Linked DNA regions of Homo sapiens: region 2 is linked to region 1. Evidence: chromatin loops called from intact Hi-C (ENCODE). Cell type or tissue: adrenal gland. All regions are shown on one strand. Links, peaks and the distances in the headings refer to the core of each region. The heading gives the core; the rest is flanking DNA. Region 1 has its middle 23 kb from the start of LAIR1. Region 2 has its middle 12 kb from the start of LILRA5.

Evidence for each region. A loop is a pair of places that touch in the nucleus more often than their neighbours do. Peaks named below come from ENCODE experiments on the same cell type or tissue, not always from the same donor. Only the 100,000 strongest peaks of a DNase experiment are listed, where the experiment ranks them.
Region 2: a loop joins it to region 1, with 3 times the contacts of the local background. A loop is called at or near these places in 50 of 110 quality-filtered maps.

What each region holds. Positions count from the first base shown.
Region 1 is chr19:54,386,709-54,389,617 of GRCh38, forward strand. No RefSeq gene overlaps it. Among named protein-coding and RNA genes, the nearest start is that of LAIR1, 23 kb to the left of the region's middle. In adrenal gland, for the core only: no CTCF peak of the experiment used is centred there; a DNase peak (open chromatin) is centred at 1,464; H3K4me3 peaks cover 845 bases; H3K27ac peaks cover 1,316 bases; H3K27me3 peaks cover 1,186 bases.
Region 2 is chr19:54,323,884-54,326,792 of GRCh38, forward strand. No RefSeq gene overlaps it. Among named protein-coding and RNA genes, the nearest start is that of LILRA5, 12 kb to the left of the region's middle. RefSeq lists a silencer at 1,294-1,588. In adrenal gland, for the core only: a CTCF peak has its summit at 1,398 (motif pointing right); no DNase peak of the experiment used is centred there; H3K27me3 peaks cover 523 bases.

The DNA of each region.
Region 1 (2,909 bases), core at 184-2,683:
TGCTGGGATTACAGGCATGAGCCACCGCGCCTGGTCCCTGGACTTTTTTTTTTTAAAGAAAGGGTCCTGCTCTTGTCACCCAGGCTGAAGTGCAGGACGCGATCGTAGCTCACTGCACTCTCAACCTCGCAGGGCTCAGGTCAACCTCCCAACTCAGCCTCCCGAGTAGCTGGGACTTCAGAAGCGTGCCACGCACACCCGGCTAATTTTTGTATTTTGTATCTAACTCCTGGGCTCAAGCGATCCGCCTGCCTCTGTCTCCCAAAATGCTTGGATTACAGGTGTGAGCCACCATGCCTGGGTGAATTTTTTTTTTTTTTTGAGATGGAGTTTCACTCTTGTTGCCCAGGCTGGAGTGCAATGGTGCAATCTCGGCTCGCCACCACCTCCGCCTGCCGGGTTCAAGTGATTCTCCTGCCTCAGCCTCCTGAGTAGCTGGGATTAGAGGCATACGCCACCACGCCCAGCTAATTTTGTATTTTTAGTAGAGACAGGGTTTCCCCATGTTGGTCAGGCTGGTCTCAAACTCCCGACCTCAGGCGATCTGCCCACCTCAGCCTCCCAAAGTGCTGGGATTATAGGGGTGAGCCACCGTGCTGGCCGAATTTTTTTACATTAAGCATGTGTCAGTCGTAACTAGGAAAAACAAAATTATTTTTGTTTAAGAAGATAAAATAAAATGGCCACCTATGAGGAGCTGGGAGTACAGGCTTAGGTGGAAACAGATAAGGTGTCAAGACCTCCTTCTGTGACTGACCCCTTCAGATTTTCTCCCTAGAGTTTCAGTCATGCAAGATGAGGAGGTCTCAGAGCCTCCTGTGCGGTGTAGTGCCAGCAGGTAACAATACAGTATTGTGTGCTTACACATTTGCTGAGAAGATAGATCTTTTGTTAAGTGCTCTTATCATCACAAATTGATATGTGGCCATAAAAATAGTATCAAACAATAATAATATACAAATAGACGGGAGGAACCTGTGAGAGGTGGTGGATGGGTTTATGTCGTAAACTGTGGTGTTGACACACAGGGCATACTCATCTCCAAACTCATCAAGTCGTATATGTTAAATACATACTGCTTTTTATATGTCAATTATTCCTCGATAGAGTAAGGTTTTTTTTTTTTTGTAATTGCAAGTGTCTGCAGAGAGCTTCTATAGGTTTGGGGGTCCGGGAGACTCCCATAGGTGTGCCCCGTGAGCCTCAGCACCTAGGGTGTGTGTAGTGGCTATTCTGCCTTTATCTGTATTAAATTTTTTAAAAATTATTTTCCCAGGCATTCCACGACGCTCAACTTTTCACCCAAGTTCAAGTTCCTGTTTTTTTCTTCACAGAAGTCGATTGTGGGCGCCAGTTCCCACATTGCTCTCATCCTAAGTAGCAGCAACTTGCGGGCTGATGCCTGTGTCCAGCCCTAGAAGAGCCTCCGTACCTAGAAGAAAACCTCCCCTCCTGGGAGTCACGGCGCAAGGCTGGGCTCCCATCCTCGCAGGGAGGGGCGGATGCACCTGCCCCTGCAGATCTGCGCCCAGATCTGTGTTATCCACACCCACATCTGCGTCTGCAGGAAGAGGCTCCGCAGCAGGCAACAGCTTCCATCTGCGAGCCTCATTTAATCCCCACGAGGATCCTGTAGAGGGTTCCTATGTTCACCTCTGTTTTATATATAGACGAGGACGCTGGCTCTGGGAGGAGTAAAGCCGTGCAGCAGTAACTCCCGTGCAGCAGTAACTCCCGTGCAGCAGTAACTGCAGCCGTGCAGAGTAAACTCCCAGCACAGAACCCGGCCTCCCCGGTTCAGAAACAAAAGTGAGCTCCCTCCTCCCTGCTTGCGGGCGAAACTCTCGCTGCCTGTTGAACGTCTCCACCTGGATGCCACGGCTTCCCCAGACTCCCAGTGCCCCCGGGCAACGCCTTCCTCTCTCCCCACCTTTCCAAATTTTCTCTGCAGCAAGTTTCCCTCCTCCAAGTTTCTCCCCCTTCTCCAGCCTTCACGTTCAGTCCCGTGTCTCTGTGCCGTACAGGACTCAGCTGCCATAACAGCAGCTGGCGTCTCAGCGCCCCCGGAAGCTGAGACTTTCCAGGACAAGAACTGCTTTGGAGTCCTCTCGGGCCCCAGCACGACCTGCTACACTGCAAACTACTGCAAAGAACCTTTCAAGACTGGAGAGATGGAGCACCCCAAGTCTGTTTTACAGATGGAAAGGTGGTGGCTCAAAGACGAGATACCACAATAACAGTGGCTATGAAGCTCTCGCTTTGTCAAGATACAGTTCAAAGCACTGGGCATGCACTGACTCATCTCACGACCCCTAAAACACTCACGTTGGATACTATTGCTACTCCTCTTACCAACGCAGAAACAGCGTCACAGCAAAGTTAAGCAGCTTGCCCAAAGATCCTCCGCTAGGAAGGGAAGAAGGTGGCCTTTGAACTTGAGCTCCCCATCCACAGTCTGCAGTCCTTCAGACTGGAGCACATTGTAGAAATTAACAATGTCATCCCAACAACCCTTATAAAACACTTTTGGGCCGGGCGCGGTGGCTCACGCCTGTCATCCCAGCACTTCGGAAGGCCGAGGCAGGTGGATCACCTGAGGTGAGTTCGAGACCAGCCTTACCAACAAGGTGAAACCCTGTCCCTACTAAAAATACAAAAATTAGCCGGGCGTGGTGGCTGGCGCCTGTAGTCCCAGCTACTCGGGAGGCTAAGGCAGGAGAATTCCTTGAACCCGCGAGGTGGAGGTTGCAGTGAGCCGAGATCGTGCCACTGCACTCCAGCCTGGGCGATGGAGCGAGACTCCATCTCAAAAACAAAACAAAACAAAACAAAAAACACTTTTGAGTTCTGACTTTATTTCTTGCTGTTTTCTTATTTTTCATGGAACTCATCTTAATGATTTCACGTTT
Region 2 (2,909 bases), core at 175-2,674, 63 kb before region 1:
GCAAAGACATCACCACATACCATCAGATTCATGTTACCTGAACATAAAGTCTATCATGAAAAGTTCCCAATGGCAAAATGTGGAATATTTATAGAATCAAATAATATAGGTAGTGTATTAAAACTAATGAATATGTTCAAAGCCTATCAGTTTACTACTGTTAAAAACAAAATTAAAAAACAAAAAACCCCTCAAATATGAGGAATGGGAAAAGAACAAAATCTCCACATCAAAAACGTGGAAATGAAGGCAAGAAGCAAGATCTCTTTTGTTTATCTGAAGTGTTACACAGGAAACATTCTTTTCTGTAGAATGTTTCTACATAATAATAAGTATAGTAATAGCTATAGTAATGTTTTTGCCTAAGAATAGCTGTAGAGTTTTTGCATAATAATAGTTAACCCTGCAAAGCTTGGATAACCTGTGCGTTGAGTATACAAGCAATAAACATCAATGGCTGCCAAAACCCTTAGGCTGAAGGTTGATAGTGAATATAATAACGAGTGGATCCTGCTGATAGTACAGCCATCAGTACAGAATTGCAAGGTGGAGAATGCAAGACACAAGCAAATGAGCCATTGTGTCTCACTTCTGACATTTTCTAAGCATCTTTTTCACCATACCCTCAAATCTAGACCGTTATCTGGCTGGGCGTCTCTATGTTTCTTGGATTTGTGTGTCAAACTCTCTAGCGAGTTTAGGAAAATATTCATGGACTATATCCTCAAATATATTTTCCAAGTTGCTTATTCTCTCTTCCCCTTTCAGGAATGCTGACAAGTCATACATTTGGTGTCTTTAGATAATATCATATTTCTCAGAGATTTTGTTCACTTTTAAAAATATTTTTTCCTTATATTTGACTGATTTGATTCAAACAAGTCTTCAAGCTTTGAAATTCTTTTCCTCAGCTTGGTCTATTCTGCTGTTAATGCTTCTCATCGTATTATGAAATTCGTGTCATGAATTTTTCAGCTCGAGAAGTTCAGTTTGGGTGTTTCTTAAAATTTAATCGTTCATGTCATTAATCATTTTACTGGATTGCTTGGCTTCCTTGGATTGAATTTCAACTTTGCTCTTGATTTGAATGACCTTCCTTGCCATCCAGATTCCAAATTCTACGTTTGTCATTTCAGACAATTCATACTGATTAAGAACAATTTCTGGGGAGCTCGTGGACTGGTTTGGAGATAATAGGAGTTATTTCCCTGATTTTTTTTCTCATCTGGGAGGGTTGCTATTCCTTTCATTGCAAGGGTATAAATTGAGTATAGTCTGTTGGCTTTATTTCTGGAAGTTTTCAGGGGACTAAGGCTCTGTACAGGGTCTTTGCTGAATTCTTGCTCTTGGTTTTCCAGGCGGTAGAATTTAGTAAAGTGATTTTTGGTGTTGTAGTGTGGCTGTAATCCAGTAGATGGCGCTTGAGAGCAATAGGCAATAGACAGGCTCTTACTCCACTGCGTGGTGCCTTTGTTTATCTTTGTTCTTGACCTTGATACTTTTGAAAAGGTCAGAGCAGTTTTTTTGTTTTTGTTTTTTGAGACAGGGTCTCACTTTGTCACCCAGGGTGGAGTGCAGTGGCACGATCTTGGATCACTGCAGCCTCAACCTTCCCAGGCTCAGGTAGGTGACAGAGCAGGCAAGTTAACTTAAGGCCTCCTCCTTGGCAATCTGGTCTCAAGTAGGGGACAGGTCCCCACAGACAGAACTGAGGGGCAAGTGTGGCATGGGCTCCAGACCCCGAGCACTGGAATTAGACACCTCTCCTTTGCAGAAAGGTTTAGCCTTTCCTCAAGCGGTTCTGCAAAGGAGAGGTGTAGCTGGGGTGGCGTGGGCAATGGTGGTGGCAGAGTTTGTGTGAAACTTGTCTCTTCCCCAATCACTGTCACTTGTTTCAGGAGACGTTGTAATGTGCTGTATGGTTTGACCTCCAGGCCAGTAGGTGGCAATTGCTGGTGAGAGCCAGTTGTAGCGCTGGCAGTGGGCTTTATGCTTGACCTTTGTTAACCAGAAGCATTCAGGTATCCTAAGTGATGGGTTGGGTTGTGGAAAACTCAGTGGTCTTGATCAGTACTCTGCCTCCAACGCAGGGAAATGAAGGTAAGTGTGGCTGGTCCAGGCAAGCCTGTACTCAGGCCCAATGCTAGGCACAGGCTCCGTCCCCACAGAGGCTACATGTGTGGTTCTCAGGTCCCTGGAGAGACACTCAAGCACTGAGTAGGGCAATGACTATTATGCCAAAGTTACAGCAGAGTTCCCCAGAGGGGCACGTTGGGTTCCAAGCCTAGAAAATGACAGTGGGACTCACTTTAATCTAATGCTCCCAACCCAGCAGAGCTCCTCCCTGTGGCCCAATGCTGGAAGCAATTTCAGACCGTCAAATCACATGCGGTTTGATGTCAGACCACTCAACTACCCCAGGCCACAGATCTTGCCTCCTGGGTAAAATCCATGCCTCTCAGGCTACAACTTTTCCCCCTCGGTTCTGTCAAAGAGAGGTGTCCAACGCCAGTGCTTGGTGTCTGGAGCCCATGCCACAATTGCCTCTCAGTTCTGTCCATGGGGACCTGTCTTCTACTTGAGCCCAGATTGTCAATCTCTGGCCCAAGACTCTCCGAAGTAGTGACCCTCACCCATGTTTGATGTCAAGTTCTTTTTTTTTTTTTTGAGACGGAGTCTCGCTCTGTCGCCCAGGCTGGAGTGCAGTGGCGTGATCTCAGCTCACTGCAAGCTTCGCCTCCCAGGTTCGTGCCATTCTCCTGCCTCAGCCTCCCGAGTAGCTGGGACTACAGGCACCCACCACCGTGCCCGGCTAATTTTTTGTATTTTTAGTAGAGACGGGGTTTCACCGTGTTAGCCAGGATGGTCTTGAACTCCTGACCTCGTGATCCGCCTGCCTCGGCCTCCCA